Regions from separate parts of the Homo sapiens genome. Here all the other regions are linked to region 5. A link is an interaction called in ENCODE POLR2A ChIA-PET data of the cell type or tissue named here. Cell type or tissue: OCI-LY7. All regions are shown on one strand. Links, peaks and the distances in the headings refer to the core of each region. The heading gives the core; the rest is flanking DNA.

Evidence for each region. ChIA-PET counts read pairs that join two places held together with the same protein. Peaks named below come from ENCODE experiments on the same cell type or tissue, not always from the same donor. Only the 100,000 strongest peaks of a DNase experiment are listed, where the experiment ranks them.
Region 1: POLR2A ChIA-PET joins it to region 5 with 58 read pairs; 12 of 35 experiments call an interaction of 5 or more read pairs at or near these places.
Region 2: POLR2A ChIA-PET joins it to region 5 with 29 read pairs; 11 of 35 experiments call an interaction of 5 or more read pairs at or near these places.
Region 3: POLR2A ChIA-PET joins it to region 5 with 31 read pairs; 18 of 35 experiments call an interaction of 5 or more read pairs at or near these places.
Region 4: POLR2A ChIA-PET joins it to region 5 with 18 read pairs; 12 of 35 experiments call an interaction of 5 or more read pairs at or near these places.
Region 6: POLR2A ChIA-PET joins it to region 5 with 15 read pairs; 11 of 35 experiments call an interaction of 5 or more read pairs at or near these places.
Region 7: POLR2A ChIA-PET joins it to region 5 with 33 read pairs; 18 of 35 experiments call an interaction of 5 or more read pairs at or near these places.

The regions. Positions count from the first base shown.
Region 1 is chr11:122,696,191-122,700,668 of GRCh38, reverse strand. All of the region lies in intron 1 of UBASH3B (ubiquitin associated and SH3 domain containing B), which reads right to left. Among named protein-coding and RNA genes, the nearest start is that of UBASH3B, 43 kb to the right of the region's middle. In OCI-LY7, for the core only: no CTCF peak of the experiment used is centred there; DNase peaks (open chromatin) are centred at 2,078, 2,768 and 3,878; H3K4me3 peaks cover 2,999 bases; H3K27ac peaks cover 4,000 bases.
Region 2 is chr11:122,631,472-122,635,949 of GRCh38, reverse strand. No RefSeq gene overlaps it. Among named protein-coding and RNA genes, the nearest start is that of UBASH3B, 22 kb to the left of the region's middle. In OCI-LY7, for the core only: a CTCF peak has its summit at 2,561; DNase peaks (open chromatin) are centred at 1,219 and 2,529.
Region 3 is chr11:122,666,221-122,670,698 of GRCh38, reverse strand. All of the region lies in intron 1 of UBASH3B (ubiquitin associated and SH3 domain containing B), which reads right to left. Among named protein-coding and RNA genes, the nearest start is that of UBASH3B, 13 kb to the right of the region's middle. In OCI-LY7, for the core only: no CTCF peak of the experiment used is centred there; DNase peaks (open chromatin) are centred at 1,938 and 3,759; H3K4me3 peaks cover 2,940 bases; H3K27ac peaks cover 4,000 bases.
Region 4 is chr11:122,672,911-122,677,388 of GRCh38, reverse strand. All of the region lies in intron 1 of UBASH3B (ubiquitin associated and SH3 domain containing B), which reads right to left. Among named protein-coding and RNA genes, the nearest start is that of UBASH3B, 19 kb to the right of the region's middle. In OCI-LY7, for the core only: no CTCF peak of the experiment used is centred there; a DNase peak (open chromatin) is centred at 2,118; H3K4me3 peaks cover 649 bases; H3K27ac peaks cover 2,071 bases.
Region 5 is chr11:122,754,583-122,759,060 of GRCh38, reverse strand. The region is part of intron 1 of UBASH3B (ubiquitin associated and SH3 domain containing B); the gene reads right to left. Among named protein-coding and RNA genes, the nearest start is that of CRTAM, 82 kb to the left of the region's middle. RefSeq lists a silencer at 3,639-3,792. In OCI-LY7, for the core only: CTCF peaks have their summits at 2,276, 2,476, 4,103 and 4,311 (motif pointing right); a DNase peak (open chromatin) is centred at 2,440; H3K4me3 peaks cover 892 bases; H3K27ac peaks cover 2,677 bases.
Region 6 is chr11:122,622,987-122,627,464 of GRCh38, reverse strand. No RefSeq gene overlaps it. Among named protein-coding and RNA genes, the nearest start is that of UBASH3B, 30 kb to the left of the region's middle. In OCI-LY7, for the core only: no CTCF peak of the experiment used is centred there; no DNase peak of the experiment used is centred there.
Region 7 is chr11:122,659,306-122,663,783 of GRCh38, reverse strand. All of the region lies in intron 1 of UBASH3B (ubiquitin associated and SH3 domain containing B), which reads right to left. Among named protein-coding and RNA genes, the nearest start is that of UBASH3B, 5.8 kb to the right of the region's middle. In OCI-LY7, for the core only: no CTCF peak of the experiment used is centred there; no DNase peak of the experiment used is centred there.

The sequences.
Region 1 (4,478 bases), core at 315-4,314, 58 kb after region 5:
AAAATTTAGCTGGGTGTGGTGGTGAGCACCTGTAATCCCAGCTACTGGGGAGGCTGAGGCAGGAGAATTGTTTGAACCCGGGAGGTGGAGGTTGCAGTGAGCCGATATCATGCCACTGCACTTCAGACTAGGTGACAGAGCGAGACTCCATCTCAAAAAAAAAAAAAAAAAGATCAGAAGTAAACTATGAGAGTGAGTAAGATGAACATATGAACATTTACATTGAAAAATGTGAAAAAAACTTAAGATGTAATGGTGTTTGGAAAAGAATTGTTAACTGTATCCACTAAACCATAAAGCTTAACAAAATCCCAAACTTGGGAAATGAATTTTAAAAATGGACTCACCATGTGTAACTCTGGTCAGAGCCTAAACAAAGGAGGAGACAAAGCTTATGATGTCAGCCCATCTCATTCAGCACTGGGGACTTTGTGCTAGTTCAAAGTGTTGAGGAATTGGATCTCTACCTAATCATAAGAGACTGACCTCTTCCTCACTCCAACAGCGGTGCTGCTCCCGGGGGAATGATGGTTACCTCAGTTTCTCTTGGCCTCTCAGATGTGCAGCATGTCGGGTCTCCGCTAGTACCCACACATGATACCTCATGCTGCAAACCTACCCACTGAATACGGCCAAGTGAATAAAGCACCACCAACAACACGACCTCTAGTTCCACTGCTGGGCTCTGGGTACCATTGTCAATTCCTTGATCGATTTCCAAAGCTAAACAATAATATTTACGTAAACCTTAATAGATTACAAGACATTGAAATATCAGTCATCTGGGCTGGGCATGGTGACTCATGCCTGTAATCCCAGCACTTTGGGAGGCCGAGGCAGGTAGATTACTTGAGCTCAGGAGTTCAAGACCAGCCAGAGCAACATGGCGAAACCATGTCTCTACAAAAAAATACAAAAATTATCTGGCTGTCATGGCATTTGCCTCTAGTCCTAGCTACTCAGGAGGCTGAGGTGGGAGGATCGCTTGAGCCCTGGAGGCGGAGGTTGCAGTAACCAGAGATTGCACCACTGCACTACAGCCTGGTGGCAGAGGGAGACCTTGTTTCAAAAAAAAAAGAAAGGAAAGAAAGAAAAGAAAGAAAGAAAGAAAGAAAGAAAGAAAGAAAGAAAGAAAGAGAAAGAAAGAAAGAGAAAGAAAGAAAGAAAGATTTAAAAAGAAAAATCAGTCATCTGATGTGTTTCTCACAATAATTTTGGAAGGTGGATAATATTATCCACAGGCATTTCACAGAAGAAGAGATAGCATAGAGGTTGCAGGAAATGCCAAGAACACATAGCAGCTTCCTAAGATTCAAACTCAATTCGGTGACTCCACGTGCCACACTCCTCTGAGTTGTGAGTTCTCTAAGATGAAGATCACATTTTTCCATCTGTAAGACACTGAGTGTTGCCATGAGGATTAAATAAAATAACCTAGGTACAGCAGGCACCTAATAGATACCAGTTCCCTCCCATGCCCCTCCTCCATCAGGGGCGAAAAGATTTAAAAATAATCCCAATCCGGGCGCAGTGGCTCACGCCTGGAATCCCAGCACTTCGGGAGGCCAAGGCAGGTGGATCACCTGAGGTCAGGAGTTCGAGACCAGCCTGGCCAACATGGAGAAACCCCGTCTCTACTAAAAATACGAAAATTAGCTGGGTGTGGTGCTGGGCACCTGCAGCCCCAGCTATTCAGGGGGCTGAGGCACGATAATCGCTTGAACTGGGAGGTGGATGTTGCAGCGAGCCGAGATCGCAACATTGCACTCCAGCATGGGCTACAAGAGCAAAACTCCATCTCAAATAAATAAATAAATAAAATCCCAGTATATGGTCTGCACACACTACACATTTATAACCACAACTTCAGATTAAAGTGAACATTAATGACCGTACTGAAGCAAATAGATTTCCAGAGGCATGGGGAGTGCTGGGTGTCGGGTGGATGGAATGTGGGGGCTGTGGGATCATTGGGAGTTAGGGAACTAGCTTTAGGTTCTGACCATTGTAGCAACTCAGTGAGCCTCCACACACGGCACCCAGGATGCTCCCACACCTGGTTTCTAGTATCCTCACAGCTGGCACCTGCCTTACCAAACATATGCCCCAGGCTCTCCCATACTGTGAGTGCAGTTTTCATTACATAATGCATCCATCTTCTTGCTCTTCTTTAGCCTTATACCATCCTAATTTTCTATAGTTCCAAAGCCATTCTCTCCTGCCTTGTTGCAAGGTGGGGAGAAAATGTAAAATTCAAATGGTCACATAGTGTTACTTGGGAACAACTTTTGCCAGAGCCTAGATGAGGGGCATGGAAGATTTTGGAAGGTGGGGAGCAACAGAAGATAGAAATCCATGCCTGGTGTGAATTGCAACAAAAATTTGGCGTGACTATGGGGGTATGGGTAGGGGGAGAGGAGGTCATCTGCAATGTTGACAACTTTTCATCTAATACGACAGAGGAGAATTCCAACTCTAAGAGAAGAGATCTGCCAGGTATACTGGCAAGAACACTGAGACTACGTGGCTGAGCCCAGCTCTGCCCTTAATTTGCCAGAGCAGTCATTCCACCACCCTGGTTTCCTCACTGAGAGAATGTGCGGGTTGGACAGGGCTGGCTTTGGAATGAGACAAATCTAGGTTCAAATGCAGGCTCCATCACTGACTCGTTATGCAACTTTCGGCAAGTTTCCTTACATCGCCACGCCCCAGTGCTCTTAACTGTCAGATGAAAATGAGAGAATGTGTTTCCGGAGGCTGTTTGAGAATTAAATGAGGAGGTATATAAATATACTCCCCCTTGGACAGTGTCAGGTCTATGAAGCTCCCAGCACAGCAGCTGCTTCCTCTTTTCTTTATTCTAAGTTGCTGTAAACCCATGTATCTATGGTGCAACGCAATGACTCAATCCTTGCTTATTTAATGTGGCTATCCTGCCCAACCTAAGTCCTGACTATCAAGGTACTGAGGTGCTGTATGCTGAAGCAGCAAATAAACAATTCACATTGGACAAGAAGATGGAAACAAGTGTGAGGGAGGATGGTGGAGGAAAAAGGATCCAGAAGTGGGAGGCAGTGGATCTGGGTTCGAATTCTAGCGCCCTCAGTCACTAGAAATCTCTGGAACTCTATTTGCTTCAGTACGGTCATTAATGTTCACTTTAATCTGAAGTTGTGGGTATAAATGTGTAGTGTGTGCAGACCATATACTGGGATTTTATTTATTTATTTATTTGAGACGTAGTTTTGCTCTTGTAGCCCATGCTGGAGTGCAATGTTGCGATCTCGGCTCACTGCAACCTCCACCTCCCAGTTCAAGCGATTATCATGCCTCAGCCCCCTGAATAGCTGGGATTTCTGAGCTTCAGTTTTCTCTTCTGTAATAAAGGGAATAATCACATATGTAAAAGTACTTTGTCGATTGGAAAGCGCAATTGAAATGTTAGTGGTCTGTTATGCCACCATTCCCGTTGTTTGGAGAGTCCAATTACTTGAGTTTGAAAAATGTTTTGAGAGCTATCTAATTCCTCTTAGCAGTCAAACAAAACTTCAAACTTCCCCCCCAAACCCTAATCTTCAAAATCAAATGGCTGCTATGTAGATTACTGATGTATCCCCAAAAGAGCTGGGCTGACTTTTCTTTGCTATGAACAAACACCGCCAGTGACCCACTGGAGTCACCAACTCCTGGTGGCCTGATCTTTACTTGAAAAACAATACGGTAAACCACCCTCCTATTTTAACAGCTAGCACAGGGCAGGGCGGGAGGAACCCCCACCCACGCTTGCTCTGAACAGAAATCGTGCTGCAGCTGATGTGAAAACAAGATAAGGAGAAATGTCTGTCAACAGACTCCGGCCTGCCCTAGAACTGGGGTGCTCTCCGTGTATTCTGTACAGATGGGAAGGCAGGGGCCATTAGCCACCTGCAATTCTGCTCTGATGTGGCTGCGGTACTAAACACGGCCCAGGAAAGGGTGGGCATAGCTCGGACACACGTGCAACTTACACATTCTAGTCTTTAGCTAAAGTCTTTGAAAATACAGATTTAGAAATGTAGTATTGGTTGGGTGCAGTGGCTCACTCCTGTAATCCTGGCACTTTAGGAGTACCAGGTGGATCACCAGAGGTCAGGCATTTGAGACCAGCCTAGCCAACATGGTGAAACCCTGTCTCGACTAAAAATGCAAAAATTAGCTGGGCATGGTGGCAGGTGCCTATAATCCAAGCTACTCAGGAGGCTGAGGCAGGAGAATCGCTTGAACCCGGGAGGCAGAGGTTGCACTCCAGCCTGGGTGACAGAACGAGTCTTCATCTCAAAAACAAAAAGAAAAAAGAAAAAGAAACGTAGGGCCCTGAAGAAATCCTCATTAAGGTTAAAATCCTGCCGGCTTATTACCGAGAAATTAAAAACTATTTGGGGCCGGGCGCAGTAGCTCATGCCTGTAATCCCAGCGCTTTGGGAGGCCAAGGTGGGCAA
Region 2 (4,478 bases), core at 227-4,226, 120 kb after region 5:
GAGCCACTGCACCTGGCCTTTGTATATTTTTAAATAATATCATAATACAAAATGAGCTACATCAACACTGAAGGGCTACAGAATGTTTCCCCCTTTATTTATCTATTTAACAGAGGTGGGATCTCTCTATTTTGCCCAGGCTGGTCTCAAGGGATCCTGTGCCCTCAACCTCCCAAAGTGTTGGGATTATGTGTGTGAGCCACTTCACCCAGGCTTTTTTTTTTCACTTTAAAATGGTATCCATTTCTGAAGGAAAACATCAGCACGTTTTTGGGGATATAGAAGGACTGACTTTTGATGTTGAGAAATTGTTTGAATAGGATGTTGGCAGTACAGTTAAAAATGAAAAATTAGGTAAAAGAGATATTTTGGAAGTAAATCCACCCTTTCTAGAAGATTGAGACAACTTAGATATGGGACATTAAGGAGAAATGTTTGAGTCTACAGGACTAAGAAAATGGTAATGCCATTCTCAGAAACTGGTTATTCAAGAAGAGAAGCTTATTTAGGACAGGAAGAGAGGAGTTTGCTAAATTTATTTCGGATATGTTGAAGAAAGTGTCATGGCAGCAAACTGGAAATATGGAAGTGGGACTTGACAGATGTAAACGCTTCTCTTTCGAACCAAAGACACACCATATACCCTACTCCACCCTGGACCGGGGGCCTCTGTGCTCAGCACACTATAGATAGGGCTGAGTATAAAAACCACACACAGGGCTGGGCACGGTGGCTCACACCTGTAATCCCAGCACTTTGGGAAGCCAAGGTGAGTGGATCACTTGAGGTTGGGAGTTCGAGACCAGCCTGGCCAACATGGTGAAACCCTGTCTCTACTAAAAATACAAAAATTAGCCGGGTGTGGTGGTGCGTGCCTGTAATCCCAGCTACTAGGGAGGCTGAGGCAGGAGAATCGCTTGAACCTGGGAGGTGGAGGTTGCAGTGAGCTGAGATCGCGCCGCTGCACTCCAGCCTGGGCAACAGAGGGAGACTCTGTCTCAAAAAACAAAAAACAATACAACAACAACAACAACAACAACAACAAACCACACACAGGGCCCAAACCAAGGCTGGCTCCGTGGGACCAGAGATACTCTCAGTCAGCCTGAACCAAGCCCTAAACTGGAAGGCACCAGGAGCGGTAGGAACAGTAGCCGGCACCGCGTGTGGGGTGGGGCAAAGGGCCTGGAGCTCGCCTTACCCTGCATCCAGGAAGTTGCTGGCCTGACTTCCAGCCACCACCAGCTGTGTGAGTTGTCACTAAAAGGCAATTGTAACTGCCTCCTCTTTTTGGTTCAGATTACAAATGGTAACTAACCAACCCCCAAAAAGAAAAAAAATGTTCCGGTTTGGAAATCTGAGACCATCTGTTTCTCATTCTATTTCCCCTCTCTTTTCTGGATTTTTTATATTTGATCCTCTCCCTCTCTCACTCGCTCCCACTCCTGAAAACACACAGTTCAGCCAGGAGCATAGTGACCTTATTTGACTATCTTTTCTTTAATGAGAATGCTGGATTTGTTATTGGGATTAAATTTGAAAATTCCTTGTTTCCATTCAAAATAGATGCCTTGGATTGTTTACTTAAAAATGTTTTTTCATAAAAATTGTTTCTGTATTTAATCTAGATAATAAATAAATCTAAATGAAATAAAATAAAAATAAACAAAGTCACATATGATGAAGCCACATGTAGTTTTGTTGAAATCCATGCAAAATTCCATCTTAAAGTCTTTTTTTTTTTTTTTGAGACAAAGTCTCACTCTGTCACCCAGGCTGGAGTTCAGTGGCACGATCTCGGCTCACTGCAACCTCCACCTCCCAGGTTCAAACGATTCTCCTGCCTCAGCCTCCTGAGTAGCTGGGATTACAGGTGCCCACCACCATGCCAGGCTAATTATTTAATTTTTAGTAGAGATGGGGTTTCTCCATGTTGGCCAGGCTGGTCTCGAACCGCTGGCCTCAAGTGATCTGCCCCCCTCAGCCTCCCAAAGTGCTGGGATTACAGGCAAGGGCCACCTCGCCCAGCCTCTTAATGTCTTATTAACAGACTCATTTAAATTTAATGAAATGGCTGGATGTGGTGTCTCGCGCCTGTAATCCCAGCACTTTGGGTGGCTGAGGTGGGAGAATCACTTGAGGCTAGTAGTTCCAGGTTAGCTTGGGGAATATAGCAAGACCCCGATTCTACAGACAACTTAAAAAATTAGCCAGGCTTGGTGACACACCTGTAGTCCCAGCTACTCAGGAGGCTGAGGTGGGAGGATTGCACGAGTCCAGGATGTTGAGGTTGCAGTGAGCTGTGATCACGTCCCTGTATTCCAGCCTGGGTGATACAGCAAGTCCCTGTCTCTAAAAAAAATAAAAATAAAAATAAATTTTTAAAATTAATCAGAGGATCAGTTACGGATTAAAATGCAATATTGAACTCTCTGTATTGGAAGCAGCAACAGTGTTGCGAGGACTGCTTCTCTCCTGGGATTCAGGCATGGGCCGGCTGGCTTTAGAAACTCTCTATTTCCCTATAGTCTGGTGTTACAGGTCCCTCTTGTGTTGGTTGTTAACATTGTCTTGCTTCTGTTCTAGAACCATGAGAACCTGATTCTGTAATTGAGTTAATCAGCATATTGCAATCAATATTCTCCTCATCACCATCATCATCACCATCAATAGCTAGGTGTACATACAGAAGACAATGGGAAATCAGTGTAGGGTCGTTTAAAACCACGTGCTTTGTAGCCAGATGGATCTGAGTTCGAACTGTTATTTCTCAGCGATATTACCTGGGGCAAGTTAATTACACTTTTGTGTATTAGTTTCTGCATTGATTAAGTAGAGGTGATAATAATACTCATTTTCAAGAGAAAATAGGATAATGTATATAAAGTGTCCGATGTAGAGTCTTAAAAAATGTACTTCCTTTCCTATTCACTTCTTTTTCTAAGGAAGACAGAATTCTTTTTTATTTTTATTTATTTTATTTTATTTTAGAGATGGAGTCTTGCTCCATCGCCCAGGCTGGAGTGTAGTGACAAGATCTCAGCTCATTGCAACCTCTACCTCCCATGTTCAAGCGATTCTCCTGCCTCAGCCTCTCGAGTAGCTGGGACTACAGGCACCTGACACCATGCCTGACTAATTTTTGTATTTTTAGTAGAGACGAGGTTTTGCCATGTTGGCCAGGCTGGTCTCAAATTCCTGACCTCAGGTGATCTGCTCGCCTCGGCATCCCAAAGTGCTGGGATTACAGGCGTGAGCCACTGCGTCTGGCCCAGAAATTCTTGAAAAGTGAGTAAAGATGTAATCCAGGCAAATTGGATGTGCTGTGAACTTATCAAAGGATTGAGTAATTGTTAAGCTTCCTACATAATGACAAAGCAAAATTTTAAAAAATGACAAATTAGTCAAAGTATCATTTTAACCCATCATTATGCCCAGTAGAGGACCCCTTTGCTTATATCCTGTTTCCCTGTCTTCCTTCCTTTACTGTCCCCGCTCCGGAAGGCTTTGAAGGTCTTGGCTTTTCTTCTTGCGGTTGAAGTCTGGCAAGTGCCTGCTTGCTGCTTCTGTCCTACGACCCTGCTTGTAGCAAGTCCTCAGGTCAAGATATAAACACATTTTATTGCAATTAGTAGGGCAAGTTGTGTGTACAAAGTATTTGCTAAGGCACTACTGATTATACGTAATCATGCTTCTGCTCAACATAAAGGATTTCTCCTTCCTCTGAATTCATATGGGACGTGCAGTGCAAAAATTCATTGAACCCTTAGCATACACCATCTTGTTGTTTATACTACTTGTTCTAATATATACCTTTCCAGGATTCTTGGGGCTGTCTCAATTCCTCTTTGAATTTTTACCAACAAGCCTAGGCTTGACCACAAAGTCAGCTTTGGTAAATATTTATTGTATTAAGTTGAATTGTGTATCTTGTTTGCCTGAGGATACTGGAAATATTTCAAAGAAAGAAATTTGGTTCTCTACTTCTTTGTACCCCCTTTTTCCTCTTTTTAACCCACCATGATGCTCTCGAGAGGATCAGTACATCTTTGATAATATTCACAGTAAGTAATAGAACAAAGCCGACTAGAATTTTAATTTGCAAGCATCCAGCCCAGGACTGAACTTGCTGACAACAACCCTGCCAAAGGTCATTCCCCATTTGCCAGAGCAACTGTAGTTCTGGGGAATGCAACACTTATCAAGGCAGCTATTTCAGACAGAAATCTTATTTTTTTTTTTTTTTTTGTGACTAGAGACAGGGTTTCAGTATGTTGCCCAGGCTGGTCTCAAACTCCTGGCCTCAAGTGATCCTCCTGCCTTGGCCTCCCAAAGTGCTGGGATTACAGGCACGAGCCACTGTGCCTGGCCCAGAAATCTTTGTATGGGGTTACAGTTTTTGTCCCTTTAGATCTAAAACCTATGCATTGGAGGAATTGAAAACTCTTTTAAACCTGCTTTCTACACGACAGCCCAGC
Region 3 (4,478 bases), core at 143-4,142, 88 kb after region 5:
CACTCTTACCAGAAGACTTAGAATAGTTTATTAACATACCCAGAGTCCCCTTCTGTACTCAACACTGTAAGCCCAACCACCATGCCTACCATTTATCGTGCACTTAAGGTCAGGCTCTGCACTCACCATTCTTATGTGTATTATCTCATCTAATCATTGTAACAATTCCTTGAGGCACAGACTATTACCTTCATTTAACAGAAGACAAAACTGAGCTTAGAGGAATTTGGTAACCTAAGTGGAGTAGGAATTTGAATGTACATCAGTTTGATCATACACTCAAGTACCAGACACACCACTCTGCATTCTGCCCCAGGAGCCCTTTCTTGAGGCCACAAGAATAGGAACATGCTTCCTATTTCTACCACAGAGGTTCATCTGGCAGCAGCAGGTGGAGGCTGGGATAGGTGGTTGGCAGAGACTTGGTGCTCTGTGACCCGTAAGTACAATCCTGTCCCCATTTTCTCACAGTTGGGAGCTGAGATGGGCAGTGTATATACACACACACACACACACACATTCACACTCAGAAACACATACACACACACACTATTCCAGAAAGTGTGATAACCATTCCAACTCCAGACCACATCACTAGACAGCCAACCCCACTGCATTTAGCTGGGGCCAAGTCAAAGAACAAACCAATGGGCAAGTCGGGTTGCCCTCTTGACCCCAGTTCCATGTAATCTAGAGACTTCATATCATTTATTTAGATCTCAAGTTTCCTTCCTTCTGCTGTTCATCAAACCTTCATGAACACTAGCTACATGCCAATACCATGGATGCTGGCTAAGAACTCTTGAGTGTGCAGTTGATTGCCTGGGATTTGCATCCTGGTTTCTACCACTTTCTAGCTGTGTGATGTTGGGCAAGTTCAAATCTCTGTGCTTCAGTTTTCTTATCTGTAAAATGGGTATAATAATAGTTCCTATCTCATAGGGTTGTTATGAAGAATAAAACAAAATAATACATATGTTAGGTGTTTAAAATATTGTCTGGCACACTGTAGGTACCCAGTGAAGGTTAGCTATGACTACCTGGTGCTTGGGTTGGAAATGGTAAGGGTGACAAGTTAGTAACAGAAATGTCATGAACTCAGGGGAAAGGCAGACCAAGCGCTTACATACACACATGCTGTGGCTGACAGAATAATAGTCACCAAAGCTGTCCATGTCCTAATCTGCAGACCCTGTGAATATGTGACCTTACATGGCAAAAGAGACTTTACAGATGTGATTCAGCTGAGGAGCTTGAGCTGGGAAGATATAATCATTAGGGCCCTTACAAGGAAAGGAGTGAGGCAGGAGAGTCACAGACAGAGACAGGAGGTGATGATGATGAGGAGGGCTTGGAGTGACGTACTTGAAGATGGAGGAGGAAGGGGCCACTAGCCAAGGGATGGAGGCGGACTCTGGAAAAAGTCAAGGAAACACATTCTTTCCAGGAAGAACACGGTTCTATTGACGCGTTGACGTTAGCCTATGATATGCATTTCAGACTTTTGACTTCCTAACTGAATAAATGGGAATGCATGTGTGTTGTTGTAAGCCACTGAATTTGTAGTAATTTGTGAGAGCAGCCATAGGAAGCTACTACACATGCTTTTGGCTATATTTGCTGCATTTCACAAAGCCTCTTGTATTTCACAAAAGCCACCTGCTAACTCATTATGACTCATGTCCCTAGTTCCCAAGGGATAAAGTGAAAATTTAAGCTTCCAGAAGGATGTGTTTACTTTGGTGGAGATGGCTTCTCGAGTGACTCCTTCTGTTCCTCACGCTGACGGAATTAGCCTCTCTGAAACAGTGGTGCTTGGCAAGGAAGAAGACTAGAATAGCCCACTAAATACCACACAAAACCAACAGTTCACAGTACTTTGAGAGCCTCAAAGTACCAGGACCCAATTGTTGGTAACAAATAATAGTATCACTTTGCATGTGCATGACTTTTTGTGGTTTTTATTACTTTTATATCCACTGCCTCATTTCGATGCAGCCACCTATAGAAATAACGTTCAAAACCACATCCTCAGAAAGTGACAGATCCAGGACTTGAGCCAAGTCTTTTGTCTCTAAAGCCAATTTTCTTTCTGCTATAGCAGAATATCGCTTGTTCTTACCCTCATGGATGGGTGACTGAGACTACTGTCTATCCCTTCAATATCCTATCACTGGTACAAGTGGCACTTTCTCACCCAAGCATCTCACCCACCTAGAGAGATGCCCACTCCCATGGCCTACGGACAGGTTAGCTTTGTCTTCTACAGGCTGAGATGCAAACAAAAGGCCAGAAGCAAGAGAGGAGCAAAAGGAAAAGACAGAGAAAACCATATGAAAAGGCTAATTCAGAGAACAGATCCTCCCATTCTTCCAGAAAACAGAGCCAAAACCTTGTTAGAAAGCTGACTCGGCCACGCATGGTGGCTCAAACCTGTAATCCCAGCACTTTGGGAGGCCGAGGTGGGAGGATCACCTGAGGTCAGGAGTTCAAGACCAGCCTGGCCAACATAGTGAAACCCCAACTCTACTAAAAATACAAAAAAAATAGCCTGGTATGGTGGCAGGCGCCTGTAATCCCAGCTACTTGGGAGGCTGAGGCAGGAGAATCGCTTGAACCTGGGAGGCAGAGGTTGCAGTGAGCTGAGACTGCATCATTGCACTCCAGCCTGGCAACAAGAATGAAATTCTATCTCAAAAAGAAAGAACAAAAGAAAGCTGTCTCTAGGTGCCTGGACTCAGAGAAGTAGCCTGATATGGAAAAAAGAAACCATGGTCTCAACTGAGATCAGCAGGCCTAAGCTCTGGTTTCTATCACAGACTAGCCGTGTGGGATCTTGAAAATATCACTTCATTTTCTGGTCTCATTTTACTTAAGTGTAAAGAAAAAGGGTACTAGACTAGATGAGCCCTACTAGCAATTCCAGCTACAGATTTCTGAGCGTCTACCTCTGGAGGTTTCTTCCAAGCAGGATCTTACACCTGAGGCATAATATTAAATTATTTGAACTGTCTACTGGCCTTCCCAGAATTTTTCCTCTCCTCTCAAACTGAAGAGTATTGCTCCTGTCTTATTGGTGCTTCAGATGTAATCGTGTGCTCCCTGTCTGGTTTATGACCCTCACCCTCCCACACTGATGTGTCTTCCATCTTCTGTCTCTTGCCTCGCATTTACCACGCTTTATCATAATCGTGTATCTTCCACCCTAGATTGCCAGTTTCCTGAGGGTGGAGATTATAGCTAATTATCTTTATACTCTCAACTCCTGTTATAATAGGATATTATAGTTGCACATAAATGTGTGAAGTGTCTGTACAGTATATACATACATATACAGAGAGAGAGAAAGAATGGACTGGGCGCGGCGGCTCACATCTGTAATCCCAACACTTTGGGAGGCTGAGGCGGGTGATCACCTGAGGTCAGGAGTTTGAGACCAGCCTGGCCAACATGGCAAAACCCCGTCTCTACTACAAATACAAAAATTAGCCAGGTGTGGTGGTGGTGCGTGCCTGTAATCCCAGCTACTTAGGAAGCTGAGGCAGGAGAATCGCTTGAACCCAGGAGGCAAAGGTTGCAGTGAGCTGAGATCACAACATTGCACTCCAGCCTGGGTGACATAGTGAGACTCTTTCTCAAAAAAAAAAAAAAAAAAAAAAAAGAATGCCATTATCAGGGGATTTGTCATGGAGAAAGTGGCTGAGGACCCTGGGCAGATCACTGTGCATCTTCATAGGTGATTTGGGGTAATCCCCTTAGTCTGGCTTGCTTCACAGGGTGTGAAGCTTAATAAGACTTGTGGCAGAAGAGATGAGGAGAGTGAGAGAGGAGGGGAAGAGAAAGTGAAAAGAAGGGAAGAGGAGCCAGATGCATTACAGTGGAACTAGTTCTCCAGGATGGGTAAAATCTGATTAGGAAAAAAGAGGGGAAAAAAATGAGCAATCAGGCAATTCAAGGAAAAGTTGATTCAAAATGAAACTGCAGCTGGGCGCGGTGGCTCATGCCTGTAATCCCAGCACTTTGGGAGGCCGAGGCGGGTGGATCACAAGGTCAGGAGATCGAGACCAGCCTGGCAAACATGGTGAAACCCCGTCTCTACTAAAAATACAAAAATCAGCTGAGCATGGAGGCGCGCGCCTGTAATCCCAGCTACTCAGGAGGCTGAGGCAGGAGAATTGTTTGAACCCGGGAGGCAGAGGTTGCAGTGAGCCGAGATCGTGCCATTGCACTCCAGCCTGGGTGACAGGGCGAGACTCCGTCTCAAAACGAAAAACAAAACAAAAAACAAAAGAAAAAAAAAACAAAAACGAAACTGCAGATGCCATGGTTGAGAACTCCAGCGACCCTGCATCGTTCCACATGTCTGTGTCTAAATAGACTGTACACAAAAGCAGCCATGAGGCAGATTTCTTCCTAAGGTAAAGGAATAAACACTTAGGGAGCGAACGCTCTCTGTAAATGTTTTTGAAAGGCGCACC
Region 4 (4,478 bases), core at 329-4,328, 82 kb after region 5:
ATAATGCAACCTGAGAAATTTTCTCAAAGGAGAGAATATTTGAAAAGAACGTACAGTACTCCCTTGGTATCCATAGGGGAATGATTCCAGGACCTCCCTCAGATATCGAAATCCTCAAGTCCTTGATATAAAATGGTGCAGTATTTGCATATAACCCATGCACACCCTCCTGTGTACTTTAAATCATCTCTGGGTTACTTATAATACCGATTACAACATAGAAGCTATGTAAATAGTTGTTATACTGTATTGTTCAGGAAATAATGGCAGGAAAAAATTCTGTTCATGTTCAGTACACATGCAATTTTTCCCCCCAATATTTTTGATTTGCAATTGGTTGAAACAACAAATTCAAAACCTATGGACATGGAGGGCCGACTGTATAACATTTCATCTAAGAGAAAAATGTACCCAGGATGAAGTTATCCATGGATTCATCAACAAACATAAGCAAGACCCAGAGGTGTTGAAAATGCAAGGGCTTGAGTGATAAAGGCGGCTTTCATAAAGGTGGCTGAGTCACACAGAAGAGCCTGGGGGCGGGAGGCAAAGGTGAGCAGGAAGGGCCAGAAGGTGACAGTGATGCCAGGAAATACAGAAGGGAGCCTGAGGGGAAGACAGGGAGACAACAGTTCAATAATGCAGGGATGCTGGAATGTCGCTATTTAGAATTTTTTTTTAGACAGGGTCTGGCTCTGTCACTCAGGCTGGAGTACAGTGGCACATTCTTGGCTCACTGCAACCTCCATCTCCTGGGCTCAAGCAATCCTCCCACCTCAGCCAGTGTAACTGAGACTACGGGCCTGTGCCACCATGCCCAACTAGTTTTTGTATATATTATTTTTTTGAGATGGAGTTTTGCTCTTGTTGCCCAGGTTGGAGTGCACTGGCGCAATCTCGGCTCACTGCAACCTCTGCCTCCCAGGTTTTCAAGCGATTCTCCTGCCTTAGCCTCTTGAGTAACTGGGATTACAGGCACCTGCCACCACGTCCAGCTAATTTTTGTATTTTTAGTACAGACACGTTTTACCATGTTGGCCAGGCTGGTCTTGAACTCCTGACGTCAGGTAAACCACCTGCCTCGGCCTCCCAAAGTGCTGGGATTACAGCTGTGAGTCATCCTGCCCAGCCAGTTGTTGTATTTTTTTAGTAAAGACGGGGTTTCTCCTTGTTGCCCAGGCTGGTCTCGAACTCCTGGGCTCAAAGCGATCCTCTTGCCTCAGCCTCTCAAAGTGTTGGGATTACAGGCCTGAGCCACCACACCCAGCCAAAAATTTTTTTAATGAAATCTTACAAGGGCTGTTAGGGTGAGGTGGGAGAGCTGAGGGGTCTAAAGCCAGATAAACTTCAGTGCATTGGCACAGTCACTTCTGAGTGGGATAAATCCTTTAATGTATCTGTCTTGCTTTTCTCATTTGTAAAATGGAAGTACTGCTTACTACTTTCCTCAGGATTGGGAAAAGAGTAAAATTACACATAGTAGGTTCAGAACAAATGTAAGCTCTCACTCTCTCTCTATTTAATTGTAAAGAAGTTCCAAATACCCTGCAGTTCCAAGATGGTCCGCTGCAAACTGGAGGAAAATGGGCTCTGCCTTCAGCAGGTGCCTCCTTGTTTTGTGATTATCTACTGTGTATGCGTCTATCTCCTTCCTACTCTCAGGAATTCACTGGGGCCAGGATTACATCCTGTTTATCTCTGGGGGCCATGGACCCCAGTGCTTGGCTCATCAGAGGTGCTCCTTGCAGCTTTGAAGAACTAAATTGCACAGATGGGCAAAGCAGACATAAACTGTCTTACCCAAAGTCACAGGACAGAACAGCGGCTGAGCTAGTTCTAGAACTTTGACCTCACAGTCCATTGATTTCATGATGCCACATGGTCTCAGACCAAACAGAACAAAGACTCTGATCTCATCCAGTGACATATCAATTCCTCTCCAAATCCCCACCAAATGGGAACTGCCACAGAACGCTGAGCATCCGCGTCACCTTTCTCTTTCTCAGAACAGCATCCACACTTTCACACGGAGGAACAGAACCAACACTCAAAACAACTCTTAAAACACTTTCCTGCAATGTGGTCTCTAAACACAGGAAACAGCAGCTGGCTGCATTGCCAGTAATGCTTATTTGCCAGTCAGGGTGCTAGAGCTCTGTGTGCAAGTTTAAAGCTGTGATCCAGGAACAAAAATAAACCAGCAAAGCAGAAACCGAGGCACCATAAACACGGGTCTAATAAAAGGTTTTTGGAGCCAGGAAAACTTGGGTTAGGGACCCAGCTCTGCCACTTAATCATGGTGCATGTTTAATAAACTCAGTTTCCTCATCTGTAAAATGGGTTTATTAATACTAACTGCAGGCCAGGCACGGTGGCTTATGCCTGTAATCCCAGTACTTTGGGAGACGAAGGTGGGTGGATCACCAGAGGTGAGGAGTTCGAGACCAGCCTGGCCAACATGGTGAAACCCTGTCTCTACAAAAAATACGAAAATTAGCCGGGTATGATGGTGCACGCCTGTAATCCCAGCTCCTCAGGAGGCTGAGACAGGAGAATCGCTTGAACCCAAAAGGCGGAGGTTGCAGTGAGCTGCGATTGTGCCACTGCACTCCAGCCTGGGCCTCAGAGCGAGACTCCGCCTCAAAAAAAAAAAAAAAAAAAAAACTAACTGCAGAGCTTTGCTGTGCTGAGTAAGAAGACAATGTTTGGGCTGGGCGCGGTGGCTCATGCCTATAATCCCAGTACTTTGGGATGCCGAGGAGGGCAGATCACGAGGTCAGGAGATCAAGACCGTCCTGGCTAACATGGTGAAACCCTGTCTCTACTAAAAATGCAAAAAAATTAGCCGGGTGTGGTGGCGGGCGCCTGTAGTCCCAGGTACTGGGGAGGCTGAGGCAGGAGAATGGCGTGAACCGGGGAGGCGGAGCTTGCAGTGAACTGAGATCGCGCCGCTGCACTCCAGCCTCAGCAACAGAGCTAGACTCCGTCTCAAAAAAAAAAAAAAAAAAAGACAGACAATGTTTGTAAGGTGCCATGGCTTATGATTGGCACATAAGAGATGACTGAATGGTATTTACCTCCAACAGCTTTGAGAATCTAATATGAATTCACTTGACAAAATCCAGCTCTTCAGAGGAACGAGGGGCCCCAACTCGAGTTATTTTCACTAGCTCTTTCATGATTCCATAGCACCGTTTACATCTCTGTGTTTGTGGGCACTTAGCAGACTGCTGTATACTTATTTGGTTTTCTTTTTTTATTTTGATATAATTTAATTTTTATTTTTGTTTTCCCTACTAGACTGGGAGCACCAAGGTGGCAGCTCATTCTCTAGCCATATCTGTTTCTTTTGATACTAGCAGAGCACACACTTAATAAATGTGTGTGGGAAAAACAACAACACAGCCCTATTAACAGGAAATTAGTGGAAGAAAAAGAGGCATCCTGAACCCTAGATATGCAGCTCTAAAAAGATACTCTAATATTCTGGCAGGAGTCCAGCAGTAAGCTGAGAAAGGCTGAAGAAATTTGAGAGTACTTCCTTCTTCATCATGATCTTCTTTTTCTTTTAAAGTAGAAAATCCCCTCTGCAGAAAGAGCAATTCCAGAGCAAAGAGGACCAAACAAGGAGATAGGATTGGACTCTTTAGCAAAAAAATATGCATTCTCTCCATCATCAGAAATTGCAGTGACAATAGAAAGAGCGCCAGGCCTTCTGGAACTTTTTTAAGTGACGGAGTCTCACTCTGTCGCCCAGGCTGGAGTGCAGTGGAGCCATCTCGGCTCACTGCAAGCTCTGCCTCCCGGGTTCACGCCATTCTCCTGCCTCAGCCTCCCGAGTAGCTGGGACTACAGGCGCCCGCCACCATGCCTAGCTAATTTTTATTTTTATTTTTGTATTTTTAGTAGAGACGGGGTTTCACCGTGTTAGCCAGGATGGTCTCGATCTCCTGACCTTGTGATCTGCCCGCCTCAGCCTCCCAAAGTGCTAGGATTACAGGCGTGAGCCACCGCGCCCAGCCCTGGAACTTTCTATGGTAAGGAGTTAAAGGTTGGCTAAGGCTATTCCTTTTACTGCTGAAAACTTCAGCCTCCTAACTTACAAATTCAAATCCTCCTGAGTCTCAAGGGCCTGCATCCCCAGCTCAACAGTTCCTTTTCTTCCTCCTAAGGTGGCTGTTCTGCCCTGGCTTGGTTACACTGGACTTGCTTCCCATCTCCTTTGCTGAGGCCTCTCTCAGCAGTAATCCCTTCCCAAAATGCTGAGCACAACTCACTGTCACGTGCCCAGAGGCCAGACAGTGGCTGGCCAGTGAACGCTTGCCCAACCAGCGAATGCTGAGGGCTCATCTTTCCTAAGGCCATTGCTCAATTCCATCAGTTCATCACTGCACATCCCCTCAGCCCTGGGGTATGGATAATCCATCCCTAACCAACCTGAGAATCATGCCCATGAAAGCCGCTATCCAGAAGCTGAT
Region 5 (4,478 bases), core at 339-4,338:
GACTGAGCAGAGAACCCAGTCAAGCCATGCCTGGGCTCCTGACCTACAGAAACTGGGAAAATGTGTGTTTTAAGCCACTAAAGTTAGAGTGCTGAGTCATAAAAAGTGAAAACACCTAGCTTTTCAGGAAGAGTGAAATAGGAAAGGAAGAGTGAGCATTGGCTGAAATGACCTGGTATGACCAAGCTCAGCACTAAAGGGTAACCTAGGCATTTAATGCAAGAGATGGAAGATCCCAATCCCATAACCAGTGGAAATTGCTGATCTGAATTCATTGCATTTCGCTCCTGCCATCAGTTAAAACTTGATTTAAGTCCTTCTAGGCTGAGAGTTAAAGCTTGGCAACTTAAGGGAGGGAGTAGAGTGGCGTGGAGTGGCAGGTGCATCTACTTATAATCGCACAGACCTAACCCATCTAATCTCAGTCCCCACATATGTAAACGAAAGGAGATTCACACCAGCTGTTAGGGTTATGTGACATGCTTAGCTCTGAGTTTGGCACAGGGTCGGTGTTCTACGGCCACTGGGTGCCCCCTCCGCCCCCACCACTGACTGCCCTTTCCAGCTGTCCCGACTCTAAGCAGGCTAGGCCTGTCTGGGAAGCTCCTGGAGGGAATCTTTTGGTAAAACAGTTCCTGGCAGATGCTCTGGAGGCTTACTCTGCAGCTGAAATCTCAGGAAATTCTACTCTGCCCGTTCCACCACTGCTAAGCTGCTAAGAAAGGTTACGCTCAATTTCCTGAAATTATTTACTGCATCCCCCTTTATGGGAGTACTTTACATATTATAAATGGGACTTGACCAAACACGCCAGGAAGTGAGAGGGGTCCAAAACTCTCTAGCCAGCCGTGTGTCTGCTGGCCCAACTACGATACCCCCCAGACCGGCCCCACCCCCGGCCACATCTTCGCCTTCCTTCTGGGCCTCAGTTCCCAGCGCTCAGGGAATCTGGCAATTTGGCACTTGGTAAAGACACCTAAGCCCTTGCCAGACGAAGGGCCCCCAGGAAGCTTCGACTCAAAAGGAGTGGTTGAGTGTTTAAAGAAGGTCTTGTCGGCCTGGTGCGGTGGCTCACGCCTGTAATCCCAGCACTTTGGGAGGCCGAGGCGGGTGGATCATGAGGTCAAGAGATAGAGACCATCAACATGGTGGAACCCCATCTCTACTAAAAATACAAAAATTAGCTGGGTGTGGTGGCAGGCGCCTGTAATCCCAGCTACTCAGGAGGTTGAGGCAGGAGAATGGCTTGAACCTGGGAGGCGAAGGTTGCAGTGAGCCGAGATTGCACCACTGCACTTCAGCCTGGCGACAGAGTGAGACTCTGTCTCAAAAAAAAAAAAAAAAAAAAAAAGGGAAAAGAAGGTCTTGTCTTCCCATTGGGCTTCTGAGCACTCAGAACTCTTACCCCTCCTGAGCCCTCCTCCCTCAATGCCTTAGGAGGGAGGAAAACAGGGACTGAAAGGTGATTATTAATTGTATACTATGGATTGAGAATATACAGCCCATTTGTTTAACACAACACAGCATGAAATATCTAGATGTATCAGGTATATGCTGTCTTCATTCATTTGTGCTTCTACGACAAAGTGCCATAGACTGGGGTGGCTCATGGACAATAGAAATGTATTTCTCACTGTTCTGGAGGCTATCGGACCAAGCTCAGGGTGCCAGCATGACTGAGCTCTGGGGAGGGGCCCCTTCCAGGATGCAGACTGCCAACTTCTTATAGCCTCACACAGTGAAAAGAAGGGGAGAGAGCTCTCTGGGGTTTCTTTCACAAGGGGACTATCCCGTTCATGAGGACTCAACCTCCTGATATCATCACCTTGGAGGTAAGGATTTCAGCATATGAATTTGGGGGGAACACAAATGTTGAGTCCATAATATCTACAGTAACATGCCCAGTACTGCATCGGGACATCCCTTGGTGTGACAGTAAGTGCATGTGCGTGTAGGCAAAGATACTTAGGTTCTGATTTTAGATCGAATAATAGTATATATATTAAGATACGATATTTAGGATACGATGCTCACAGAATTTCAGGCCTTGGAGACTAAGATCACTTACTTCAATCCTCTCACGTTACAGATGAGGAACTAAGACCCGCGGAGGCAAGTGATTTGATGGGGACAGGAAGCCAGGTCTCCTAACTCCCCAAATTGTGCTCTTGGCACATTACCATGCTGAGTCTCTGTCTTTTTTGCTTAGACTGTGCTTCTTAATTTCCACTGGATCGAGTGCAACCTCTTTGGTCCAGTGTTAATTTGCTGAGAGGCTTGAGGACCCCCTTCATAGGGAGCAGCCTAAGAGATGACCACTCAGCTTGCCTTTGGCTCTGCAGTATGGTCATGGCAGGGGAGATGGGTTGTTCCTGTTCACAGCTTAGCCCTCCTTGCCTGAGGTCTAACTTCCTCCTTTGACTTCCTCCACAGTGGCTGCCCCTAGGGCCTACCACAGCCCTCCACACTGGGGCACCACAGCCTTTGATAGAAGCTAGAACCATCAGTAATGTGAAAGAGGCAGAAATGGCCCCTTCCCTGACATTTAGGAACCAGACACTGGAAATAAATGGGGTGTAGAGGGGATGAGGCAGGAAAAAAAGGCAGTGTAAGAAGGACTGTGTATCTTGCACTGTACTAGGCACATTTGCTCATGTAGCAATATTTTATTTAATCCTCAGGGCAGGCCTTGAAGGCAAATTTTAAAGACCAGGAAGCTGAGGCTTAAAGAAAGAGGCAGTATTAAGCTTCAGCTTACAAATGTGCAAGGGTAAGAATCCAGTTACTGGCTCTAATTATCGAGATGTAGTCAGTTTCACATTTCTGGACTACAAAGAGGACTCAATTCAGCTCTAGGTAACTCTCCATGGTTGTCAAGGCCAAAAGCTCTTGAGAATTTTCCTCATAGTTCATTCTTATTGCCACACTCAAATGCTGCCCCTGAATACAGTCAGCCTTGATTCCTGTTAGGCCAACACGTGTTAATGCTTATGCCTAAATCGGGATGGATTCCTTCCGTCCTAATTAATTGACCCTCTTCCATAACCAGCTCATGAACTGCCCAGGAACTCCTGTGTTCAGTGCCTTCCGTGGTAATGGGGAGAGGAACACTGCAATGTTTAGGTACAAAAGACTCCTGTAATTAGCTCTAAGCCCCAGGAAACAGACAATCAAATTAATCAGTGAGTATGGGAAAAAAGCAGATTATAATTAATTACCTATGTTTATGCCAGGGTTATCTTTAGCCATAAGTTTTCTTTTTTATCTTAATAGATACCCAATCTTAAAATTATCGGACCTCGGGCCTGAGTCGACAAAGCCTGAGTTGACAAAGCCTAATTTGACTTCTGTCCCCAGTTCAGAGGAGGATCCGAAATGAGTCAATTCTCCCTGCCTTGCTTCCTCCTTACTGATATGGCCTCCCTCACAGAGTGGGAGGGAGAGATAAGCAGCTCAGGGCTGAGAGCCGCTTTGGTACAACCCAGGAGCAGAGAGCATGCCTTTTCCCTGCAGAGCCATTTTCATTCATGGTGGAGGCTTTTTTGAACCTGGCCAGGCAAAGCTCCTCGGTGTCAGACCAGCACTCCATGTGGCCACACCCTCCTGTCCCGGTTGTTCCCTCTGCTTGCCAAAGCGATAACCTGATCCTCGCTTTCCATAAGATAGAAGAAAATGTTCAAGTCTTTTCCACAGAAGGCTATAAGCCAAAAGGCCAACTGCTATGTGGGTTACCGGAGCCTTCTGCATGGGCGAGGTGGGAAACCGAGACTCTGAGAGATGGGAGTGGAGCTGCACGTCCTTGTGCTCATGTATTAAACTGAACTCCTGGTGACGTGCAATGTGAGAATGACAGTGGGTATTAGCTTTCACTACATATGCTTAAGAGCTCTGGGGCATCATTGAAACCCACACAGAGATTATTCAGCGTTGAACCATGAAAAGAGAGAACCGTGTAGTCTGACTTCTCTCCATTGCATGGTGGAGGGAACCAAGGCTTAGAGAGAACAATGGCTTCTTTAAGGTCCCAGTGACTTGGCGCAGAGCTTACATTTAAGTCCGTGTCAAGTGCCCATTCCACCGCTCCAACGTGAGCCTTCTTTCCACCCCTTTTGACTATCGTGCAGCTCTAGGAGGAGGACCGAGCTGGTGGTAGAGTCAGGGGTCTAGTCCTGCTCTGTCACTAGCGGTATGACCTTGGGCAAGTCCTCCAACCTTCCAGGGGTCATGAAAAATGAAAAGGGGCTTACGTGGATCTCAAGGGCCCCTTCCAGCTCTGATAGCCTATGAGTTTCTGTGTGCTGCGGATTCTCTTCTTTTTCTGTCCACCAGAGGGAGGAAGTTGGGCGGTTTCCTTAACCTTAGATCACCATGAGTGGCTGAGGTGTGGGCTGATGATGAAGAACAGCCTTCAGGGAGTAAGGGGTTCATGGAGAATCCTCAGTGGGAACCAAGGCCAGATGCCAAAGCAGGAATCACAC
Region 6 (4,478 bases), core at 148-4,147, 130 kb after region 5:
CACACCTGGCTAATTTTTTGTATTTTAGTAGAGACGGGGTTTCACCATGTTGGCCAGGATAGTCTCGATCTCCTGACCTTGTGATCTGCCCGCCTCAGTCTCCCAAAGTGCTGGGATTACAGGCGGGAGCCACCGTGCCCGGCCTGTGACTGTTTTTAAACAGGTGTCCTTGTTATAATACTAAAAAGCCTTTGGGACTTTTATTTTCTGTTTCGGTGGAAGGGCCTGGCAACATCACAAAAGGATGACACTAGGCTGGGCCTGGTGGCGCGTGCCTGGAATCCCAGCACTTTGGGAGGCCAAGGCAGGTGGATCACCTGAGGTCATGAGTTCGAGTCCAGCCTGGCCAACATGGTGAAACCCCGTCTCTACTAAAAATACAAAAATTAGCTGGCTGCAGTGGTGCATGCCTGTAATCCCAGCTACTTGGGAGGCTGAGGCAAGAGGATTGTTTGAACCTGGGAGGTGGAGGTTGCAGTGAGCTGAGATCATGACACTGCACTCCAGCCTGGGTGACAGAGTGAGACTCCATCTCAAAACAAACAAACAAACAAACAAAACTGACACTAGCTTTGAATGGTTCTCTATTCTTACTTCTCAGGGAATGAACCTTAATAAGTCAATTGGCTTCAGAGTCTCACCTTGGTGGAGGTACGGGACTATGAGGGGATGTTGCCAATTCCTCTTTCCCCTCTGTTCCAGAAAGTCACAGAAATGGGGCAGTGGAACAGGTTCTCCTCAAATAGGTTCTTACTAGAGATTCCCTTAGTGAAGTGTTTGGGACTTTGGAAAAAGTAAGAGAAGACTCTAGCTTCTTGCAGCAAAATAAGAACAAATGCAGTATGGAAAACAGAGGGGCAGGTCACTTTTGCGTGTGAAAGCAGATGTCTAAACCATCTGTAGCCTTTCCAAAGCCTGGCACCTTTGCACCCTGTAATGTGAGGTGGAGTTTCTGGAATACTTAGTGCTGGAAGGTGGCAATCTGTAAAGAGGCAGAAAACTACTCTCTCCAGCTGGGAGCTGGAGCCCTGGCTCGTGCTGGACTCTGATGTGGCTGCTGATATGGGCAGGAGAAGGAGCATGCCTAGCTGGCTGGAGCTTAAGGTCCAGCTGTTAACCTTGAGCCAAACTGTATGAAGAGTACCAACCTTCAGGCCATAGAGTCTCAAAGGAAGTTCCTCAGAGTCAGGAAGAGACTACCCCGAGCATGTTATGCTTGAGGTGGGAGGTGTCTGAGGCTCAGAAATAGGACTTTCATGGAGACGGATGTGTGCTGCTCCAGCGCGCTGGGCGCTGGAGCAACACTCTCACAGCTCAACACTCTCCAGCACATGGGAGTGAGCACTTCTGGGGTCAAGGCTCATTAAAGTGACACAGGGGACTCTGGTTAAAAGACTGTCTATCTCTCTACTTTTTTTTTTTTTTTGAGACAGGGTCTCATTCTGTCACCCAGGATGGAGTGCAGTGGCACCATCTCGGTTCACTGCAACCTCCGCCTCCTGGGTTCAGGTGATTCTCCTGCCTCAGCCTTCCAAGTAGCTGGGATTACAGGCGCCTGCCACCACACCTGGCTAATTTTTATATTTTTAATAGAGACGGGGTTTCACCGTGTTGCCCAGGCTGGTCTTGAACTCCTGACCTCAGGCAATCCGCCCACCTCAGCCTCCCAAAGTGCTAGGATTACAGGTATGAGCCATTGCGCCCGGCCCCATCTCTCTACTTGAGGAGGCAGAATTCTACTTTTCTTTTTTTGATGGCTTCGTAAACCCATAGAGCTTTTATTTTTCTAATAGAGTATTTTTTTAGAACAGTTTTAAATTCACAGCAACGTTGAACAGAAAGTACAGAGAGTTCCCACAGATCCCCCACCCACCCACACAGCCTCCCCCACCATCAACATCATTACAATAGGTGAACTAACATGGATTGACACATCATTATCAACCAAAGCTCATAGTTTACATTAGGGTTCACTCTTGGTGGTGTACATTCCTTTTTTTTTTTTTTTTTGACAGAGTCTCTCTCTGTCACCCAGGCTGGAGTGCAGTGGCACAATCTCGGCTCACTGCAAACTCTACCTCCCAGGTTCAAGCTATTCTCCTGCCTCAGCCTCCCAAGTAGCTGAGACTGCAGGCACGCACCACCATTCCCGGCTAATTTTTTGTATTTTTTTGTAGAGACAGGGTTTCACCATGTTGGCCAGGCTGGTCTCGAACTCCTGACCTCAAGTGATCCACCCACTTTGGCCTCCCAAAGTGCTGGGATTACAGGGGTAAGCCACTGTGCCCAGCCCATTCCATAGGTTTTGCCAAATGTGTGATGACATGCATCCACCATTGTAATAGTATACAGAATAATTTCACTACCCTAAAAATCCCCCCAGCCCCCATGGAACTTTTTTAAAGGAAGGATTTCTGGGTATCTCCTAAGATCTATGGAACTGGAATCCTTACAGGCAAGACCCAGGAATTTGCATATTAATGTTTCCCCCACCTACCTCCATACAGAGGGTGAAATTTAGACAGCTAATCCAAGCCATGGTCAATGTACAGAAACTTCTAGATGATACAATATCTAAGGCCTCTTCTCATTTTAAAATTGTGCGATGTATTGGCTTAGCCTGGAAATTCACTCCCAGTTGACTTCAGAAAGAATCAAGTGGTTCTCAGGGGACCCCAGAGGCCACCCATGAGTGGCTGGTTTGGAAGGGTCCTCCTCCCACTGCAAGTCTTTTCTTCCTATTAGATGGGGGATTGGGTTCTCGGACGTCTTGCCTTCCACTAAGGACACTCAGCAGAATTCCACGTGAATTTTTTCACATTTTCATGTGGTGGATGATGGCCAAAGTTTGGAACAAAACAAAGTGAAAGAAAGCCGGGTGTGGTGGCTCATGCCTGTAATCCCATCACTTTGGGAGGCCGAGGCAGGTGGATCACCTGAGGTTGGGAGTTTGAGACCAGCCTGACCAACATGGTCAAACCCTGTCTCTACTAAAACTAAAAAATTAGCCAGGTGTGGTGGTGCATGCCTGTCATCCCAGCTACTTGGGAGGTTGAGGCAGGAGAATCGCTTGAACCCGGGAGGCAGAGGTTGCAGTGAGCCGGGATCACGTCATTGTACTCCAGCCTGGGCAACAAGAGTGAAACTCTGTTTCATAAAACAAAACAAAGGGAAAGAACAAAAAACACGTATATTTTCTGGAGTTAGTACCCTCCGTCTTTGCTGTATAATAAGATTCCCACAGTACTACAGCAGCTTCCTTTACACTCAAGAAAGCACACTTTATGCATTAATGCATGTGGCTCTTACCATGAGAAGACAGGATTCTTAGGCAAAAGGGGGCACCTTTGGAAGAGGCTCAGATATTGCTTTGTGGAGGAAATGTAGAGAAGATACACAGTTGAGTTATAGTCACCTGCCCTTGGCCTAGGATTGTGACACGTGGGTTCATGCCTAGAGGACTGGGGGCTTGACCCGCAGGGACGTGTTTGCATGAGAGGCTGAGGAACCTCCTGAGAAAGAACTTCTCCTGAGGGAGCAGGGTGGCAGGCAGACAGATGGAGAAGTGGGCCACCATTCTAACTGTCCTCTCCCTACCCCATGGATTCCATATCCTAGGAGGGGACCAGAGGAGTGGACAGGACCTGCAGGTGAAGCAACACAGAAAGAGCAGTTTTATCAGAAACTCTGAAAATGGCCGGGTGCGGTGGCTCACGCCTGTAATCCCAGCACTTTGGGAGGCTGAGGCGGGCGGATCATTTGAGGTCAGGAGTTCGAGACCAGCCTGACCAACATGGTGAAACCCCGTCTCTACTAAAACACACACACAAAATTAGCCGGGCGTGGTGGCGGTCACCTGTAATAGCAGCTACTTGTGAGGCTGAGGCAGGAGAATTGCTTGAATCCAGGAGGCAGAGGTTTTAGTGAGCCAAGATGGCACCACTGCACTCCAGCCTGGGTGACAGAGCTCAGAGCAAGACTCCCTCTCAAACAAAAACAAAAACAAACACAAAAACAACTCTGAAAATGTTTGGAGCATAAGGGTATTGGAACCCTTGGTCTTAAAGAGTAGCAAAGTGAAGAAAGGACACTTCTTACTTTAGCATGGTACTGCCATGTCCCCTCTCAGGAGCTCTGTCAACTGCCAAACCAGCAGTCTCTCCATCTCCCTGAGCTGCCTCTTAAAATGACCCTTAAAACCCAGATCGTCTTTATTTTCCTATTCGGCGAGATGCGTATAGAGGGAAAGCCTTCTCTGTGCTTTGTCCAGCTCTCATGAACTCTCACAGGTACCTGCTGGCTTCCTCCTGTGGGGAGCAGCGTAAGAGACCCATGTTTTCAGTTGCTGCCCTTGAAACCCCGTTGCCATATATGTGGGAAACTCTCTCACCACTGATGGGAGTGTTGGGAGATACTAACTAAAGCAGATCCCTTTCTGGAAGACCTGGGGTTCTTTTGTCTGCTGATTGGCTCAAGGC
Region 7 (4,478 bases), core at 303-4,302, 95 kb after region 5:
ATTCAAAGCCAGGCTGCCACAAGTTCAGACTTCTGTCTATCAGGGCAGGATGGATGGGGCAGATAATGATGGGGTCTCTTCAGCTTCTGGATGGCCAAGAAAGGAGATACCCTTACACAGGCTTATGCCGGCTGGGATTGGGGAGGCAGTGATAGTACCACCACATCATCATCAGCTGGAGCAAAGCTGGCGGGAGACACAGGATTCCCTAGGTTGGCTGCCTCTCTGAAAAGCAACGCCTTTAGCTCTGCGAATGACTGTCCACTCCCTGAAAGGGAGCTGGACTTTGAGGCAGCTGAGGGTGGGGAGCAGGTGGTGATCAAAGCCACAGGATAGAACAGTGAGGCAGGATACTCTTCAATCTCTGTAGTACTTAATCTTCCAAACCTCAGTTTCCTCATTAAATTATCAATGTCTGAGACTTAATAGTGATTATGTATGTGACTCTGCTTTGTAAGCTCGAACATGGTCTAAAAACTTAAGGTATTATTAGAAATTCTGGCGTAAGGCCAGGCGCGGTGGCTTATGCCTGTAATCCCAGCACTTTGGGAGACCAAAGCAGGCGGATTGCCTGAGCTCAGGAATTCGAGACTAGCCTGGGCAACATGGTGAAATCATGTCTCTATTAAAATACAAAAAATTAGCTGGGCATGGCGGCATGTGCCTGTAGTCCCAGTAACTCAGGAGGCTGAGGCAGGAGAATTGCTTGAACACGGGAGGCGGAGGTTGCAGTGAGCCGGGATTGTGCCACTGCACTCCAGCCTGGGAAACAGAGCGAGACTCCATCTCAAAAAAAAAAAAAAAAAAAAAAGACATTAGCGCGTAAGAGGGAATTTTCATAGAAGCTGTGTGCAAGGGGTTATAATTACCCTACTAGCACATCCAAATACCTGAAGGTCTACTCAGCAATTAAAAGAGATAAACTATTGATACATGCAGGATGAGTCTAAAAAATATGCTGAAGGAAAGAAGCCAAGTACAAGGGTATGCACTGTATGACCTACATGCAAATCTAGGAAATGCAAACTAATGTACAGTGAAAGAAAGCAACTGGGCTGGGCGTGGTGTCTCATGCCTGTAATCCCAGCACTTTGGGAGGCCGAGGCGGGCGGATCACCTGAGGTCAGGAGTTCGAGACCAGCCTGACCAACATGGAGAAACCCTGTCTCAACTAAAAATACAAAATTAGCCAGGCGTGATGGTGCATGCCTGTAATCCCAGCTACTTGGGAGGCTGAGGCAGGAGAATCACTTGAACCTGGGAGGCGGAGGTTGCATGCAGTGAGCTGAGATCGCAGCATTGCACTCCTGCCTGGGCAACAAGAGTGAAACTGTCTCAAAAAAAAAAAAAAGAAAAGAAAAGAAAAAGCGACTGGTGGCTGCTCAGGGTTGGGGGTTGAGAGAGGACTAACCACAAAGGGGTACAAACGAAACTTTTAGGGGCAGTGAACGTACTGTGTCTTGTAGCAGGTAATCACACAGGTACAGTTGTCAAAATGTATCAATCTTTAAATAGGGTTAGCTGATTGTACATGAGTTATAACTCAAAAAAGTTTTTTTAAAAAAAGCACATCGGCTGGCCGGGCAGGGTGGCTCCCACCTGTAATCCCAGCACTTTGGGAGGCCAAGGCGGGATGATCACTTGAGGTCAGGAGTTCGAGACCAGCCTGACCAACATGATAAAACTCTGTCCCTACTAAAAATACAAAATTAGCTGGGCATGATGGCACATACCTGTAGTCCTAGCTACTTGGGAGGCTAAGGCAGGAGAATCACTTGACACCTAGGAGGCAGAGGTTGCAGTGAGCTGAGATCACGCCATTGCACTCCAGCTTGGGCAACAAGAACGAAACTCTGTCTCAAAAAAAAAAAAAAAAAGAAAAAAAGCATATCAAGGTATTTTTTTTTTTGTTTTTTTTTTTTTTGGAACCAGGACCTCGTGTAGCCTGGAAAGTTCAGGAGACTTGCAGTTTAGCCTGAGGCTCTTATGGCAATGCAGTCCCTGCATACCAACTGTGTGACTCTAGACACGTCCTGAACTCCTCTAAGCCTCCAGTCTCATCTTAAAACAAAGCATATGTTGTGTGCTTTACCTCACAAGACTGCTGTGGGGTATCTAATACACATAAGAGCAATTTTTACAGTGTATAATAACACAGATAGAAGGGCGTGTTATGTGGGTGCACAGTCACAGCAGGTAGATTAGAGACTTCCTTGCCCTGCCCACCTATAAGAGCCCTTCAGCTCCAGGTGGGTTCCAGTTTTTCCTCTTTCTGTCTATCCAAGGCTGGGAAAGCAGCTGCAGCCCCCACGCCAGAGTCAGCTACATTTCAGAGATGTTGGGTTGGCCAAGTGTTCTCAGAGGATCCAATGTCAACCAACAGGTAAGCTGGAAAAAGCCAGGGAAACCAGATACTTTAATTCATGGGCTCCACATGCCGCTTCTCAACTCCTCATGCAGCCAACTTGGAGCTGCTTTTATCTTTGGGCAGTGAGGCATAGCTAACACAGCTTACTGTCCAAAGCCAAGTCAAAAGCGCTCATTCCAGCTCTTTCCTTCTGCCACTGCCTTGCTCTTTAATTTGGCATTGTTCAAATATTCTCAGTAGAAAAAAAAGGACAATCCAATAATACACGTAAATCCTCGCCAGACACCTCAACCACCATCTCACCTCCTCTCCCTTCTTGCAATCCAACACAATAATGCCCCAATCACATCTTGCATCCTGATCCTATCTTTAACTTTCCCAAGTTCTTTTCTGTCTGTTATCTCATTTTGTCTTTGGAAAGGCCCGTGACACATGACAGGTCTTGCCACGCACAGAAGCTGGTGAAGATATTAAGGAAAAGAGGTTAAATAGAAGACCTAAAAGGTGCAGATATCATTCAGAAGCTAGACCAGACCTTAGGACCTTTGATCCCTGCCACAGTGTCCTTCCCAAGACTATTATCTCTTAATCACTGGAAACATTAAAAAGCCATTTGTTGTAGACAAAGTTCTAGCCACCAGCAGCCTCAAAAAATAAAAATAATAAAAAAACTCATCAGGGTTGTATCAGCAAGGATTCCTCCAATTCAATTATTCAGTGACTTGCTCCAAGGCCCAGCATCAGCCCCAAGCTACAGAAGAGATGAGAGCCTGTCTCCCCAGAAACCAGAGGTCAGCAGGGGGATGACAGTGCTCTGACATCGGATCTGGCTGTGCAAAGTGATGGCTCTGATCTGAGTCCTGTCCCATCTTCTCCGGTGTTAGGCTCAGACCCTCTCCTGGCCTGTGAGGTCTCCTCTTCCTCAGGTCTTTGCCCCCAATACATTCTTTCTTTTCCTTCCAACCAACCTCACTAGCCTCAAGGAAGCTGGACCCTTATTTTTAGAACCCTTAAAACAGGGAAGTGCTAGTGGGCATAGAAAAAAGGAAGCGATTGGCCATTTTGACCTTTGAAAGGTTTCCTTCCTGATGCCTCCCGAACACCTCCTTAACTTGGACTTGCACACGAGCGCACACGCACACACACACCGTGAAATCGCCACTTCTCAGTCCTCCATGAGGCAAATTCTCCTATAGCAGTGTCTAAGTTGGACTGAAGTTCATATAGTGGAATGGAAAAAACCTAGCCCAGCTCCAGGGAGTAATGAGCTAGAGAGAGCACACCCTGAGGTCACCCTGCTTGAGCCAGCCCTGCAGCCCTCTGGTCCTCTTAGCTCTGTCAAGCACTTAACAAGCATGCAGTCATTAATTGCGTTCCCCTCAGAGGGCAACAGCATGGCCCTGAGGGGACTAAGTGACTTTTGCAAGACCACAGCACAGTGCAGCCCAGCACGGGCTGGGTGGGATCCAGCCTTGCTGGCCTCAACCCTCTCTGCCAGCCCACCAAGAGCCTGGCCTGAGTGCCCCTTCTTGGTGCCGCACACCACCAGACCCAGTTACACCCATAGGGGAAACTAGAGCTGTCAGCCCTGGCTGCTGTCACTCTGTCAAAAGGGCCTAGAGCTGTCAGCCCTGGCTAATGTCAGTCTGTCAAAAGGGCCAGGTTTGAGACAACCATCTTACCCCTTCTTAAAGCATCACATCCAAGTCTTCTAGACCCAGGAGACCATCACTGCTCTTTGGGGCTTTGGATTTTCATTATGCTCAGCCCTCCAGGCATAAAGCTCAAGAGAGAAGCTTCTGATGAGCTAAGCCCGATGCCCTTGCTCTTTCTTCTCAACTCTCAAAAATGAAGTTAAATGCCTGTTCTCTGAAGCCTCCGAGGGCCCCTCTTCATACTGGTCTAAGTTACTGGGGGGAAGGCCGACCACATCAGCCTTTCTGGGTTGAAGTAGAGGAGGGAAGCAAGCCTGGGCAAGGAGTCCAACTAGATCAGGTGACCTCCAGGACCTTCACTCCCTTCCAGGCAGAGAATTTAAGAAAAAGAGCAGCAAACCCAACCTCCCTCTCTCCAGGCCTGCTCTTGTTACCTCTTTGGTAAAGAGGGGCAG